2 separate regions of the Homo sapiens genome follow, and region 2 is linked to region 1. Evidence: chromatin loops called from intact Hi-C (ENCODE). Cell type or tissue: B cell. All regions are shown on one strand.

Region 1 (8,000 bases):
AATTTAAAAACAGAAAGGAATTCTCACATCCTTGTGTGTTGTTGGGCGAGACAGTGATGGTTTAAAATGAGATTCCAGAGTCTTCAGGGACTCCCATTATTCATATGTTAGATCTTCTTTGCCTATTTTCTCTATTTGTCACTTAAAATTGTTTTTGTTTCTTTATTCCTTTTTTGATTATAAAAGTTCTTCGTTTGTTATGACATTACTGTTGTGTTTCTTTGCTCTTCTAATTCAACTTCCATTTTATAATAATTGTTTAAATTTTGATTTCTTTCCTGAGTTCTATCACATAATTTCTGAGTTTTTCTAATACTAACTGGTATTGTTCTTCATGTCTTGTATCATTTTTTTTTTTTTAATTTTTAAAAACCAGAACTTTTTTTTTTTTTGAGACAGAGTCTCACTCTGTCACCCAGGCTGGAGTGCAGTGGCGCAATCTTGGCTCACTGCAACCTCTGCCTCCCAGATTCAAGTAATTCTGCTACCTTAGCCTCCCAAGTAACTGGGATTACAGGCTCCCACCACCATGCCCAGCTAATTTTTGTATTTTTAGTAGAGATGGGGTTTCACCATGTTGGCGAGGTTGTTCTTGAACTCCTGACCTCAAATGATCCACCTGCCTCAGCCTCCCAAAGTGCTAGGATTACAGGCATGAGCCACCACGCCCGGCCAACCAGAACATTTATTGGGTGACTAACCATCAAAATTCTTTTTTTTCCTTTTATTTATTTATTTATTTTTTGAGACAGAGTTTTACTCTTGTTGCCCAGGCTGGAGTGAAATTCTTAAGATGAACTGGATGCTGCAACAGCTGCCGTCTTAGGTCTAGGTGTTGTTCCTTCACGGAATCCCTGCCTGAATCTGTGGTATACACTTTTTAGGTGCCTCATTTGACTAGTCCTGGTGGTATTTCATCTTTCAGCATTGGTACTCCAGTGTTACTTCCTCTTGTGCTTGGCAAGGTGGCACATGTGCCACAGGTTGACTACTGAAGGGCATAGGCCTTAGGGGCACAGCAGCAGCACAACATGTGTGTCTTACTGCAATGCTTTCCAAACGATGGTGTTCCCTTTGTGGCTGAGACCAAAGAGGTCTTGTATCATTTAAAAAATTTATTCTATTTCAAATAATTAGTTTATAGCTTTCTTTTTCTTTTCTTTTCTTTTTTTTGAGATGCAGTCTCACTCTGTCTCCAGGCTAGAGTGCAGTGGCACGATCTCAGCTCACTGCAACCTCCACCTCCCTCGTTCAAGCTATTCTCCTGCCTCAGCTTCCTGAGTAGCTGGGACTACAGGCATGTGCCACCATGCCCAGCTAATTTTTGTATTTTTAGTAGAGACGGGGTTTCACCATGTTGGCCAGGATGTTCTCAATCTCCTGACCTTGTGATCCGCCCACCTTGGCCTCCCAAAGTAATTCAAACGGATTACAGGTGTGAGCCACCACACTCGGCCAGGTTATGGCTTTCAAAGGCTCAGAGAGCAACTTTGGATAGTTGCAGGCACTTCTGGGTGGTGCTTTCAGCAGCTACAGGGTGCTCAAATCAACAGAGTGGTTCTAACAGCAGCAGGGGCACCACCCTCAGCAGCTCAGCATTCAGTGTTGTCTCATGGCTCTAAATGGAAGCAGTAGCTTCCTGGTATTTGGGCAGTAACTCCATTCTGCTCTTAGCTACTACAGCCCCGTTCTTTCTTTCCTATGCTTTTTTAGCCTCTCCAACAACTTTGTTATCAATTCCCTGCATTAAATCCCCCTTTGATATAGGTATCAAAAGTTTTTGTCCTGAAGAAACACTGTCCAATATAGTTAATTTCTTCCACTCATTCATTATTCATTAAATAAAAATTCATTTATTACTTACTAATGTAATGGGTACTTTGGAAGCGATGATAAACAAGACAAAGTCCCTGCTCTTGTGAAGTCTGTATATTAGTGAGAAGTCAGACAATAAGAAGTAAACAAACAAGATGATTTAAGACTGTGATAGGTGCTATAAAAACAGAAGCAGAGGCTGGATGCGATGGCTGATGCCTGTAATCCCAGCACTTTGGGAGGCTGAGGCAGGCAGATCACCTGAGGTCAGGAGTTTGAGACCAGCCTGGCCAACATGGCAAAACCCCGTCTCTACTAAAAAATACAAAAATTAGCCAGCATGGTAGTATGCGCCTGTAATCCCAGCTACTCAAGAGGCTGAGGCAGGAGAATCACTTGAACCCGAGAGGCGGAGGTTGCAGTGAGCTGAGATCATGCCACTGCACTCCAGCCTGGGCAAAGGAGTGAGACTCTGTCTCAAAAAAAAAAAAAAATAGATGTGGCTTAAACAATAAATAATTGTCTCTCTTGTGTAAATGAAATTAGGAGGTAAAGGCAGGTAGCCTAGAACTGATATGGTTGCCATAAATAATCAAGTCTCCTTTAGGCTCAGTACTTCATTTTCCCTACAGTGTGACCCCCTTTCTGTGGTCCAGTATGGTGCTAGAGCTGCAGCCAACACATCCCAAATCCAGGCAGCTGAATGGAGGATGGGATTAAGAAGAGGCAAAGACCATCATGCAGTAGCTCCCTTTTAAGGGGGTTTCTAGGAAGCTACCATGCAATACTTTGATTATATTTTATTGGCCTGAACTCAGTCAGCTGGCCATACCTAGCTGCAAAAGAGGCTGGGAAATATAACTATATGCCCAGTTAAAAAACTGGGAGTTCAATTATTATGAAAGAAGGGGAGAATAGATATTGAGGCAGACAACGAGTAGTCTCTACCACAAGAACCTTAGAACCTGAGGTGTCTTTATGAACACGCATTTGGACTGATTTTTTTTTTTTTTGGACAGGGTCTCACTCTATGGCCCAGTCTGGAGTGTGATGGCGCCATCACTGCTCACTTCAGCCTGAACCTCCCAGGTTCAAGCAATTCTCCTGCCTCAGTCTATGGAGTAGCTTGGACTACAGGTGTGCACCACTACACCCGGCTAATTTAAAAAAAAGTTTGTTGTTGTTGTTGTTGTTGTTTTTGTGGAGATGAGGTCTCACTATGTTGCCCAGGCTGGTCTCAAACTCCTGGCTTGTGATCCTCCTGCCTTGGCCTCCCAAAGTGCTGGGATTACAGGTGTGAGCCACTGTGCCTGGCCTGGACTAATTCTTTACAAGTTTTCTCCACCACCGGATAGATCTCTTCACGGCAGAGACTTGATCTATCAGTTGTATTCCCAGTTTGTCCTACAGTGCTTTAGACATGATTGATAGTAACATGATTTTGGAAGTGAATAGGATATAATCTTAAAGCATTCAGGAAGCCATTGTTAGCAAACGTTGCAGAGCAGTAGGTGTGATCTCAATTCCTCTCACCAGCCTATGCATTTCCTTAGTCAGTAAATCACTGAATCTATTTCTGTCTTGAGTATTGCATGTTGACTGTGGCATGTGATTGAGCATAAAAAGGCGTTAGCGATATGCATCCAGAGATCTCACTGAGGTCTAAAGCACTGAGAAGACTTCATTAGGTGAAACTTGGGTTGGTGAAACACCTTTTTTCTTACTGGCAGTATATTAATGATAACATTTGTATAGCATATTATTTACATCCTCACAACATCACCAGGATATTTTTATTTTCATCCTTATCTTACTGTTGAAGAAATGGAGGCTCAGAGAAGATAAAAATATTCAATTTAGCAAGTGGCAGATCTGGAAGTAGAAACCAGATTTTATGAAACCAAAGGCATCTCTAGAGAATTTTTTTTTTATTTCAGTAAAATTACTGCGTACCTATTGTGGAGAAGACCACCACATCCTTTGGTTTCACTTTTAGGTGACTTATAAAGTAATAGGGAGAAATGAGGGCAGATCATTTTGCTAGCTCTAACTGAAGAATTCCAGTCAATCAATACTGTGGCTGTTATCGGCTTTATAAAAGACTACTATTCCCAGCATGCCTCAAGGCACCTCCAGGAAGACCTTGACTCCCAGCATTCTGTACTTTGGAACTCCGAGTCCCAGAATGCAACATTCCTCCTACTTCCTCTCAGGGGGCCGTCGAGACTACAGTTCCCAGCATGCAGCGCCGCCACCTGCTTCTGGCGCCCCGCTGGACCCTGCTTCGAAGGGACCGTTTGGTCGCCAGAGGGCGGTTCCTGGAGTTACAGCCGCGTTTGCGGGACGTGTCTGCGCGGCAGTCCTGGCCTGTTGAGCTTGTCCAGACGAAGCCTCGCAGGGATGGGTTGGAGCCTGGGCCGGGCTTCGCTCAGGCAGCGTTTGAGGCAGACCCAGCAGGGTCCTCCTGGGGCCTTCCTGCCTTTGAACTGCGGTGGCGGGCGGGCGCACGGTCTCCTGTACGCCCTAGACTAGGGGCCGCCATCTCCATGGCCACGGCCGTGAGCCGGCCCTGCGCCGGCAGGTCGCGGGACATACTGTGGCGCGTGAGTGCGGCGTGCACTGTGGCACGCACTGCCAGGGTCGGGCCGGGCGGGCAAGCTCTGATCGCGCGTGCGCGCTGGGCGGGGGAGGGCCGGTCCCGGGGCAGCGTGGAGAGAACGCGTGGGGAAGGCACCACTTGGGGGACTGATTGCAGGGTTGTGGGAAGTCCTGAGTGGAAGTTGGTTACGGGGTAGGAGAGGGGTCCTGAGTGGAAGGAAGCTGGTCAGAGTGGGACGGATGGACTGAATGGAAATTGGAATAGGGAGTGAGGCGGAGTTTTACGCAAGGGTACCGTATCCAGTAGGTGCAAAATAAATAACTTAATTTGTTTCGTTAAGAAGTGGGAAGGAATGCACGGAATTGGAAAGAAATGTGGCATTAGTAGAGGCTGGGGTTAGGGTCCAGTAAGCAGGGCAGGTGTTCTTTGTAAGGTAGAATGGGACTGAGCTGAGTGGAATAGTACTTCCTCCTTAAAGTTACGGAATTAACAGTACTACATCGCTTCTCTGGAGTGCAAAGAGAAAGAGGAGAAAGATCCCTTTTGGAAAAGTGCTTCTATCCCAGTGCACTGCCATCTCCCCTGTATTCCAAACTAAAAACTTTTGGGTCCGTAAGTCTTATCTTTTTTTTTTTTTGAGCCGGAGGCTCGCTCCCTGTTGCCCAGGCTGCAGTGCAATGGCGCGTTGTCGGCTCACTGCAACCCCCGCCTCCAGGGTTCAAGGAGTTCTGCCTCAGCTTCCCGAGGAGCGGGGATTATAGATACGCACCACTACGCCCAGCTAATTTTTGTATTTTTAGTAGAGATGGGGTTTCACCATGTTGGTCAGGCCGGTCTTGAACTCCTGACCTCAAGTGAGTCATCCGCCTCGGTCTCCCAAAGTGCTGAGATTACAGGCGTGAGCCACCGTGCCTGGCCTCTAAAATTTTTTTAAAAATTATTTTTATAATAGAGATACGATATCTTCTCCAGCCTGGTCTTGAGCTCCTGGGCTCAACTAGTCCTCCTGCCTCAGCCGCCTAACTATTTGGGACATCAGGTGCATGCCATCGTGCCTGGTGTATGTTTAGCATGCATGAGTACTTCATTCCTTTTTGTGGCTGAATAATCCACTGTATGGACATACCACATATTTTGTTTATCCATTCATCAGTATGTGGGTATTTGGGTTGTTGCCACCTTTGGCACTTGTGAGCCACCGCACTTGGCTGACAGTGTCTTCTGAAGCAAAAAAGTTTTAAATATTGCTGATGTCCAATTTATCTATATTTTTCTTTTGTTGCTTATGCTTTTGGTGTCATATCTAAGAAACCATTGCCAAATCCAAGATCATGAAGGTTTACTCCTATGTTTTCTTCCAAGAGTTTTATAGTTTTAGCTCTTACATGTAGGTCTTTAATCCATTTTGAGTTAATTTTTGTATAGAATGTGGGATAGGAGGCTGGGCGCTGTGGCTCACGCCTGTAATCTTAACACTTTGGGAGGCTGAGGTGGGAGGATCACTTGGGGTCAGGAGTTCGAGACCCCATCTCTACTGAAAAAAAAATTAGTCAGGTGTGGTGGCGGGCACCTGTAACCCCAGCTACTCAGGTGGCTGAGGCAGGAGAATCACTTGAACCCGGGAGGAGGAGGTTGCAGTGAGCTGAGATGGCACTGTTGCATCTAGCCTGGGGGACAGAGCGAGCTGTCTCAAAATCACAACATCAAAAAGAATGTGGGATAGGAGTTCAACTTTATTCTTTTTTTTTTTTTTTTTTGTTAGACAGAGTCTTGCTCTGTTGCCCGGGCTGGAATGATGCCTGGCTAATTTTTAAAAAATTTTTTATAGAGACAGGGTTTTACCATGTTGGCCAGGCTGGTCTCAAACTCCTGGCCTCAAGTGATCCGCCCACCCTGGCCTCCCAAAGTGCTGGGATACAGATGTGAGCCACCACGCCCGGCCTCAGCTTTTTGGTGGACTGCCTCCTAACTGCATTGTCTCTGGTTTGGTTCGTGTCCCAACTCCTCCATCTTCCTTAAAGCCAGCTTTCAGTAAACAGACATGTTTTACCTTGAGCAACATGAATTTGATTGTCACTTTCATGCTTAAAACCCCTCTATATCTTCTTGTATTATTCAGCAGTAAATATTTTCCTCCTATATGATAGATACGGGCAATTCAAACATGAATAGAATGCTACAGTGCCGTAGTTGCCCAGTAAAGGTTCATATCTGATGATTATAAATACAGTTACAGTATACAGGTGGTTCCCATAAAATGTGTACAGCCTTTATATATTAATATAGCTATCAATTAAGCCTAGAGAGACAAGTATTAGTTGCTCTAAAACAGCTGTAAATCAATGCCCACCACCCCTCATACAAAGTATGATATTTGATGTTGCACCTAACTTTGTACTAATGCAGGCATCAGCTCACTGATACTATAAATTCTTTAGTGGTACGTAATGTTATTACTAGTAGTGAATGTTTGAGTTACGGATTATGATCTGAGTTAGTGGTTAACATCCTGTATGAAAAGATAGGATTTGCATAACTGAAATAATTTAACTGACTTCATGAGTGAGGGTTTTTCTTTTTGTTTATAGGTTTTGGGCTGGAGGATAGTTGCAAGTATTGTTTGGTCAGTGCTATTTCTACCCATCTGCACCACAGTATTTATAATTTTCAGCAGGATTGATTTGTTTCATCCTATACAGTGGCTGTCTGGTAGGTGATACTCAACTTGGGGAGAAAGTTATAGGACCTACTTCTCAACATAAAAATTGCATTATGTTTCAAGCAGTTTATTTTCAATTACTGCCTATGTTATATTGACACATCAAAACATTCACTTTGAGATAATTTTAAGATGTCTCCTTCGTAACATAAATCACCTTTTTATTATGTAATAAGATTAATAAGCTTGTCAAAGACTGTGATCATAGGAACGAAAAGATCATTAGAAGACCCCATAAATGAAAACTTAGTTTCATTTGTTTTTCCTTTGGGCAGCTTTATTGAGATTGTTTGTCTCTTTAAAATACAGAATGGTTCCTGTCATCGATTCGAAATTGTGGGTAGAAAATATGACATGTACCTCTTTTAAAAATACGTCTAAAATTAAGAGCACTTGATTTCTTTTTTTGAAACAGAGTCTTGCTCTGTCACCCAGGCTGAGTGCAGTGGCTCAGTCTTGGCTCACTGCAACCTCTGCTTCCCATCTTCAAGCAATTCTTGTGCCTCAGCACGCGCCACCACGCCCGGCTGATTTTTGTATTTTTAGTAGATACGGGGTTTTGCCACGTTACCCAGGCTGGTCTTGAGCTCCTGACTTCAAGCAATCCACCTGCCTCAGCCTCCCGAAGTGCTGGGATTACAGGTGTGAGCCACCGCACCTGGCCTAAAATGTTCCTTAAATTCCTTAGAGACTAAGTAAAATTACTAAATGTATTAAAATTAACTTGTTTTCTGTTAATAACTACCCATTATTGCCTGTTTACCGTGTGCCAGCTCCTTACATATATTACTTCTTATCCTTCCTGTAACTCTGTGTAGTTAAGAGGTACTTTCTACTTTATAAATGGGATAACTGAGATTCAGGTTA
Region 2 (8,000 bases), 620 kb after region 1:
CTGGGATTATGGGCATAAGCCACCGTGCCTGGCCCCTATTTATATCTTATACTGTCTATGTTTTGAAAAGTTATTATTTTTGATAGGTTCATCTTTTAGTCTTGCTACTCAATATATGAGTAGTTTACACACAATTAGTGTTAAAATCTTTTGCATTTGTCTGTGTAGTTACCATTCCCAATGAGTTTTGTGCCGTCAGACGATTTCTCATTGCTTAACATCCTTTTCTTTCAGACTGAAAAACACTCTTTAGCATTTCTTGAAGGAAAGGTCTGGTGTGTTGACAAAATCCCTCAGCTTTTGTTTGTCTAGGAAATCTTTATTTTTCCTTCATGTTTAAAGGACATTTTTGCTGGATATACTATTCTAGGATAAATGTTTTTTTTCTTCAGTACTTTAAATGTCATGCCACTCTCCTGGCCTGTAAGCTTTCCACAGAGAAGCCTGCTGCCAGACCCATTGGAGCTTCTTTGTGTGTTATTTGTTTCTTTTTTCTTGCTGCTTTTAGGATCCTTTCTTTATCTTTGATCTTTGGGAGTCTGATTATTAAATGACATGAGGTAGTCTTATTTGGGTTAAATCTGCTTGGTATTCTATAACTTTCTTGTACTTGAATATTTATATATTTCTCTAGGTTTGGAAAGTTCCGTTATTCTTCCTTTGAATAAACTTTCTATCCTAATTTCTCTCTACCTTCTCTTTAAGGCCAATAACTCTTAGATTTGCCCATTTGTGGCCATTGTCTAGATATTGTAGGCATACTTCATCCTTTTTTGTTATTTTTTCTTTCAATTCTTCTGTGTATTTTCAAACAGCCTGCCTTCAAGCTCACTAATTCTTTCTTCTGCTTGATCAGTTCTCATGTTTAGAGACCCTGGTGCATTCTTTGGTGTATCAGTTGAATTTATCAGCTCCAGAATTTCTATTTAATTTTTAAAATTATTTCCATCTCTTTGTCAAATTTATCTGGCAGGATTCTGAGTTCCTTTTTCCATCTCTTTGTTAAGTTTATCTGGCAGGATTCTGAGTTCCTTCTCTGTGCTATCTTGAATTTCACTGAGCTTTCTCAGTGACAGTGAATTCTCTGAAAGGTCACATATCTCTGTCACTCTGGGATTGGTCACTGGTGCCTTATTTAGTTCATTTGATTAGGTCATGTTTTCTTGGATGGTATTGATGTTTGTGACTGTTGGTCAATGCAGAGCATTGAATAATTAGGTATTTATCATAATTTTCACAGTTTGGGCTTATTTGTACTCATCCTTCTTCAGAAGGCTTTTCCAAGTACTCAAAGGGAAATGAGTGTTGTGATGTAAATATTTGGTCACTGCAGCTGTAACTGCATTAGGGGGCACCCCAAACCCAGCGATGCTGTGACTCTTGTAGACTCAGAGGTACTGCCTTGATGGTCTTGGGTAAGATCCGAGAGAATTCCCTGGATTACCAGGCAGAGTCTCTTGTTATCTTCCCTTACTTTCTCCCAAATAAATGGAGTCTCTCTCTCCATGCTGAGCTGCCTGGAGTTGGGAGAGGAGTGACACAAGCACCCCTGTGGCCACCACTGCTGGAACTGTGCTGTGTCAAACCTGAAGCCAGCACAGTAGTGGGTCTTGCCCAAGGCCCATGGTGACTATTGCCTGGTTATTGCTGATGTTTATTCAAAGCCCAAAGGCTCTTTAGTCAGCAGGTGGTGAATCCAGCCAGGCTTGTGTCTTACCCTTTGGGGTGGCAGGTTCCCTTCTGGCCCAGGGTGGGTTTAGAAATGCTGTCCAGGAGCTAGGGCATGGAGTCCGGGCTTTAGAAACCTACTTGGTGCTTTATTTTACTGTGGCTGAGCTGGTACCCAAGTTGCAAGACCAACTCCTTTTTAACTCTTTCCTCTCTTTTCCTTAAGCAGAAGGAGTCTCTCCCTGTGGCAACCATTACTGGGAAGGCACTGGGTCACACCTGAAGGCAGCACAGTACTGGGCCTCACCCAGTACTGTGGCTATTACAAATGTTTATTCAAGGCCCAACAGCTCTTTAGTCAGCAGGTGATGAATCCTGCCAGGACTGGGTCCTTTCCTTCAAAGCAGCGGGTTCCCTTCTGGCCCATGGTAGCTCTAGAAATATCTGGGAGATAGAGCCTGGCAAGGGGGCTTCGGGACTCTGCGTGGTGTTTTATTCTACTGTGGCTGGGATGGTATCCAAGCTGTAAGACAAAGTCCTCTTTACTTTCCCCTCTCCTTTCCTCTAAGGGAAAGGAGTCTCTCCTGGAGCCGTGAGCTGTGCTGCCTGGGGTTGGGGGACTGGTGACATAAACACTCCTTTGGCTCCCCAACTGGTATCTCACTAGGCTGTGTGCACCCCAAGTCCACGGGCTCTGAGCTCAGCACAGCACCAGGACTTGCCCAGGAATTGCAGTCTTTGTGGCCTAGACTGCCTTTCGAATTTATTTAGGACCCTGAAGCACTTTAGCCAGTGGTGGTGGGGCTCGCCAGAACCTGACCACTGGGATGGATGATTCCCCTCTGGCTAGGGTTTCTCTAAGTGCTTCCTCTGTGGGCACTAGCTGAATTCTGCCCTGAGTTGCTTTCCACTGTGACAGGGCAAAACTCAGTTCCAATGCAAAGTCCCATAAGCACACAGATTCTCTCTCTATGCCAGGCAGCCAGGTGCTGCCAGAGGATGAGGGAGGGGTGGTGGTAGCAATTCAAGACTGTCTTTCCTACCCTCTTCATTGCCTTGTTCCTTTTTTTTTCTTCTTTTATGAGATAGAGTCTCACTCTGTCACCCAGGCTAGAGTGCAATGGCATGATCTCAGCTCACTACAACCTCCACCTCCCGGGTTCAAACAATTCTCCTGCCTTAGCCTCCGGAGTAGCTGGGACTACAGGTGTGCACTGCCATACTCGGCTGATTTTTGTATTTTTAGTAGAGACAGGGTTTCACTATGTTGGCCAGCTAGGTCTCAAACTCCTGACCTCAGGTGGTCTGCCCGCCTCAGCCTCCCAAAGCACTGGGATTACAGGTGTGAGCCACCGCACCCAGCCATTGCCTTATATCTTGATGTGACGTTACAACCAGCTACTGTGATTGCTACCTGAGTTTTGGTTCTCATGAAGGTGCTTTCTTGTGTGGATAGTTGTTCAGTTTGGTGTTCCTGCCAGGGAAGAGGAGGAGGAGGATCACTGGAGGGTTCTATTTGGCTATCTTGCCCCACCTCCTAGAAGAGTCTTGAATGTGCTGTTCCTTTTACCGTTAATCTCCACAGCTCCTGCATGGTCTCAGATGTAGCCTGGACAGGAGGCCAGGTAAAATAAAGTTCAATAAACGTTATGAGAGAAGGATAAGCCAGGTGGGCTCCCAAAAAAGAGCCAGCTGAAGGGGAATGTCCAGTCGCAAGGACCACAGTGAGAAGGATGTGGACACAGGGCAAACTCTGGAGAAGGGCCTAGAAACCAGGTCTCTTGGGTGAAACAGGAAAGGGCAGTTTGAAGAAAGGCATCATCCCCAAATCTGATAAACCAATACATTCTACTTTTTAAAGCGTATTGGTTTATCTTTATTTGGCAGTCTTGGAACTCTTCCTTTTGTAGCTTTTCCCCTGGGCAGAGGGAGCTGACGTGATCTGAGAAGTTCCAGGGCAGGCAGAGTAGTGAAGAGCCTGGAAAGAACTGAGGGTCAGGAACTGTCCTGTTCGCTTAAAGCAGGCACAAAATTGGCGTTCAGTAACTGTCTGTGGCACCACCGAATCCTGGAGTCAGGCTTCCGCTGGCCTGAGCACAGGTTGCTCGCGGACCTGGCTGACCTCCACTGGCCCCAGATCCCCAGATGCGAAAAGCCCAGTGGGCCAGGCGAGCAGCGGCGCGCAGAAGTCCCTGCCCCGCGGCCCGGCCCCGGCCCCGCCCTACTGAGGGTGCGCAGACGGCACCCGCCTTTTACGACGCGCCGGAAAGCAACGGCAAGGGCCGCAGCCAGCACCGGGCGGAGAGGGCTACCATGGGGGTGAGGGGAGGCCGCCCGCCGCGGGGACACGGAGGGGAGGTGGCGAGGGTCTGGGAGGCAACAGCTCGCGCCAGGAGGAGATGAAGCGAGTGGGTGCGCGCTGAAGGAGCAGGAGGCAGAAGGAGTGTCTCCCTGTGGCACCCACGGCTGGGAATGCGGGAGGGTCGGGCAGGCGTGGGGCTGCGCAGGCACGGCTGACGCAGTCGCTCTGGCCCTCCCCCTCAGAAAATCGCGCTGCAACTCAAAGCCACGCTGGAGAACATCACCAACCTCCGGCCCGTGGGCGAGGACTTCCGGTGGTACCTGAAGGTGCGGCCGGGGCGGGGCCCGGGGAGAGGAGGCCCGTCCTGATCTCAGTGCTGAACCGGAGCCTTCTCTCCGGCAGTATGAGAAAATATTTAACCAGGCACATTAAGTGTTCGGGGTTTTCCTAGTTAGAATTTTACGTTTGCTTTCTATTAAAGTGTATTGGTTTATCTCTAATTGGCAGTCTTGGAAAGCTTCATTTTGTAGTTCTTCCCTGTGTTAAATATTTCGTGGTCTGTAAATGGACACTAAACGAAATGCTACTTGAAGGGACGCTTGTGATTATTTAATAAGGTGAATAGTTCGCCTTTCGTTTATTGATTTGGTTTTCTTTATTGTGAAATAGTTTAATTTTGTGCGTAATCCACCCTTCCTTAGCCCTCCCACACTGGTAAAGCTGGTACCCTAGTGGCATGGTCTACAGAGGCCTCCCCTTCCCCAGCAGTTCGAGGCTCTTCACTCTTCCAGATCCCAGAGCTTCTGCTCTGTTTTACTCCTGGTCAAAAATCCCAGCATCCTTCTGTACCTCTCAAAAGCCCTGTTTTTCGGGAAGCTGCCTCCGGACTACTTTTGTTTCCCAGGATTTTGAAGCCTGAATACCAGGGCTTACTTGGGAGAATCTGTTCTTTGGCTTGAAGAAGCGGAATCGAGTGAAGGAGACAGAAAAATAGAGTAACAATAGAGTGATAAGTGCTTATACCAGTGACATACAGGGCCTGTGGGAACATAAAGCTAACCAAGCAGAGTGGGTCGGGGGCCTGCTGAGGCCATTTCTCTTTTTTTTTCTTAATTGACACAGAATTGTACATATTTATGGGGTATATAGTGATGTTCCGATAAATGTAATGTATTGTGATCAGATCAAGGTAGTTAGCATATTCACCTCAAACGTGTATCATTTCTTTGTGTTGGGAGCATTTAATATCCTAGCTATTTGAAACTATATATTATTGTCAGCTATAGTCATCCTACAGTGCTATAGAACACTAGAACTTATTCCTCCCATATAGCTGTAATTTTGTATCTTCTAACAAATCTCTCCATATTCCCCCCCCTCACCTCCGCTGAAACCATTTCTGCACCACAGGTGCCTTGAATCCCCGGCCACACTGAGCACTTCATAGAGGAGGGTGGGCACGCCGGCATAGGAAACAGCCTTACCTATCCTTTGCCCAGAGATAGTTCTAGTTTTGTCCTTGTTGGGGCAGGTGTTAGGGATGAAGTGAGATTGCCATCAAGAAGGTAGATCATGAGCCTGCCCACCTCCCACTGTTCTTACCCTTTCCTTGGTGTCTGTGCAGCAGAGCCAGCTGCTTTACTAACATTCTTTTTCCCCAAAGATGAAATGTGGCAACTGTGGTGAGATTTCGGACAAGTGGCAGTACATCCGGCTGATGGTAACTGTTCCCCGCCCAACCCCCAACATAAACACTCACAAACACACATACACTTCTGGGCAGGGATTTGGGGAAACTGGCCTTCATCTCTCCAGTTCTTTGCTCCCTGCTTTTTGTGGTTTGGGAGGGTAGGTGTCAGTGTGATCAGCACTGGATTCAATAGGCATCTTTGAGGTATGAGGCAGAGTTCAAAATCAAGGGGAAGCCCTTTTTTTATTTTCCTCAGGAAGCCTTCCCAGGAGTCTTGTCCTAGTAAGTTACCCTTTCTGGGTCTTGGTCTCTTTAAGTGGACAATAAATGGTGGGCTCGATCTCCTCAGGACTGTACATCTAATTCATATGTGACTGAAAGTTCTGTTTGCTTTTTGCCAGGACAGTGTGGCACTGAAGGGGGGCCGTGGCAGTGCTTCCATGGTCCAGAAGTGCAAGCTGTGTGCAAGAGAAAATTCCATCGGTAGGTCAGGCTGTGCGTACTGAGTTCTGCCAGGGTGGCCCACAGCTTCCTGGCACCAGGCTGAAAGTAGACTCATGTTACCTGAGGGTGGAGTCAGGCCTAAGATGCCGACACCTGTACAGCGTGATCTTTTTCAGGGCCACATGTGGGCACCTGGCTGGGGCGAGGGTATGGACTCAAGTCAACTTTGTGTTCTCTTTTCTATTTCAGAGATTTTAAGCAGCACCATCAAGCCTTACAATGTAAGTTTGCTGCTGTAGTGGCAGGGATGGTGGGCTTAAATCCTAACTGGAGTTAGTAGGTCTGGGTTCTAGAGTCATGCCTGCATCAGAGTGACCTGCCATAGGACATTCACTCATGAACTTAGTTCTTCTTTGACTCAGTCATTTATCCACTGTACACTGAGTGCTTGGTATATTGCCTCTTGCAGTGCCTTCTTATGAGGGCTGGGCTGTGAGAGCTCAGGGGACCTCTGACACAACCTAGCTGTTCAGTTTGCATCACTGAGAGCACTTGCCTTGTCTTCATTTTAGGGGACTAGCAAGCTTTCTCTGAAACCATGGGTGGGGTAGTCGTTTGGTGCATCCCATCCTTTATATCATCAGTGTTAACAAGTTAGCCCAAAGGTGAGGGAGGGTGTGCTTTGGATCTGTTTGTTTAAAGAAAGCCAGTTATATGTATTCACCTATTCCTTATTTGGTATTTATTTAAAGTATCTTGAGTTGTGCCAAATTCTTGGCTTTGTCCTGAAGTTAAAGAGAAATTAAATGAGGACTCGCCTTCACGTACATAATAATCTAGTGGAAAATACAAAAAACAAGAATCGAACTAGGGCCCTAACAGAGAAGTGCCTTACCAGTGCCAGAGATGTGGTCAGTGTGCAGGAAATTACTTTACAGTGAATGACAGGATGAGACTGAATGTAGGGCATGGCACTTGTGGTCCCTAAGCCCATAGGTCAGGTAGGCATGAATTTCCTGGCCACCTGCCCCCCAAGAGGTGCCCCCTCCACATACATAACCATTTCAAAGGCTATAAGACAGCCCTCTGCCCTTACTGCATGGCAGATGGTCAGCAAAAGGCTATGGTTAAGTGTACTGGGTCTGTTTGGATGATCTAGAGACTTTGGAGCTTAACATTCTTGTTCATATTTTTGGTGTTGATAATTTTATTTACTATTTATTGAGCACTGTGCTGGGCACTTTATATGCATTTCAAAATCTGACAGTAAAATTGTAGAGGTTTCCTCGGCTCTATTTGACAGTTTAGGAATCTTGGGCCCAGAGGGGAAGATAGGCAGAGCTTACCTTACATCCAGGCAGGTTGACCCCAGCATCCACGCTCTTCTGCAGCCTCCATGTCTGCTGTCTACAGAAAGCTTCATAGGGAGCAGGTGCCCAAGGCAGGCTTCCTCTAAGAAGGGGATGAGTTCTTCCTGGGTCTCATACTAGGCCTCCAGGGGCAGTAAGTGCCCATTTGGCAGGAAGGAGAGGGGCCATGGGGTCATCCTGAGAGCTCATTTGGGCCTGCCTCCTCAACACACTTCCTTTCTAGGCTGAAGACAATGAGAACTTCAAGACAATAGTGGAGTTTGAGTGCCGGGGCCTTGAACCAGTTGATTTCCAGCCGCAGGTGTGTGTGTATCTTTCTGGGGAATCTTTGTCTTTGGGGAGGGGATGTATGAAGTGACAGCCAGAACTGTGCTACCTACAGATACCATGGACTAGACATTCTCCTTTCTAGCGGTAGTAATAATTGTCCCTTAAGTGGCTGCTGTATGCTTGGGCACCCATGCCATCATTTTTACATGTTACCACATTTAATTCTTATGGTAACCCTATGAATTTATTCATCCTG

What was found. Hi-C counts contacts between places; a loop is a spot of excess contacts. Peaks named below come from ENCODE experiments on the same cell type or tissue, not always from the same donor. Only the 100,000 strongest peaks of a DNase experiment are listed, where the experiment ranks them.
Region 2: it touches region 1 in a loop (11-fold over the local background); 7 of 110 quality-filtered maps call a loop at or near these places.

What each region holds. Positions count from the first base shown.
Region 1 is chr1:53,834,623-53,842,622 of GRCh38, reverse strand. It overlaps NDC1 (NDC1 transmembrane nucleoporin), which reads left to right and starts at 4,327. Exons shown (of 18, transcript NM_018087.5): 1 at 4,327-4,418; 2 at 7,003-7,123. The coding sequence starts at 4,362. It also overlaps the pseudogene RPL37P7. RefSeq lists an enhancer at 3,854-4,333 and a silencer at 4,444-4,573. In B cell, no CTCF peak of the experiment used is centred here; DNase peaks (open chromatin) are centred at 4,162 and 7,672; H3K4me3 peaks cover 1,995 bases; H3K27ac peaks cover 1,153 bases.
Region 2 is chr1:53,216,557-53,224,556 of GRCh38, reverse strand. It overlaps CZIB (CXXC motif containing zinc binding protein), which reads left to right and starts at 3,923. Exons shown (of 8, transcript NM_017887.3): 1 at 3,923-3,987; 2 at 4,213-4,296; 3 at 5,634-5,690; 4 at 6,062-6,143; 5 at 6,354-6,385; 6 at 7,698-7,775. The coding sequence starts at 3,982. CZIB-DT (CZIB divergent transcript) reads right to left here and starts at 4,197. Exons shown (of 1, transcript NR_185918.1): 1 at 299-4,197. RefSeq lists silencers at 3,592-3,651, 3,782-4,151 and an enhancer at 4,021-4,522. In B cell, no CTCF peak of the experiment used is centred here; DNase peaks (open chromatin) are centred at 3,966 and 4,186; H3K4me3 peaks cover 1,789 bases; H3K27ac peaks cover 2,056 bases.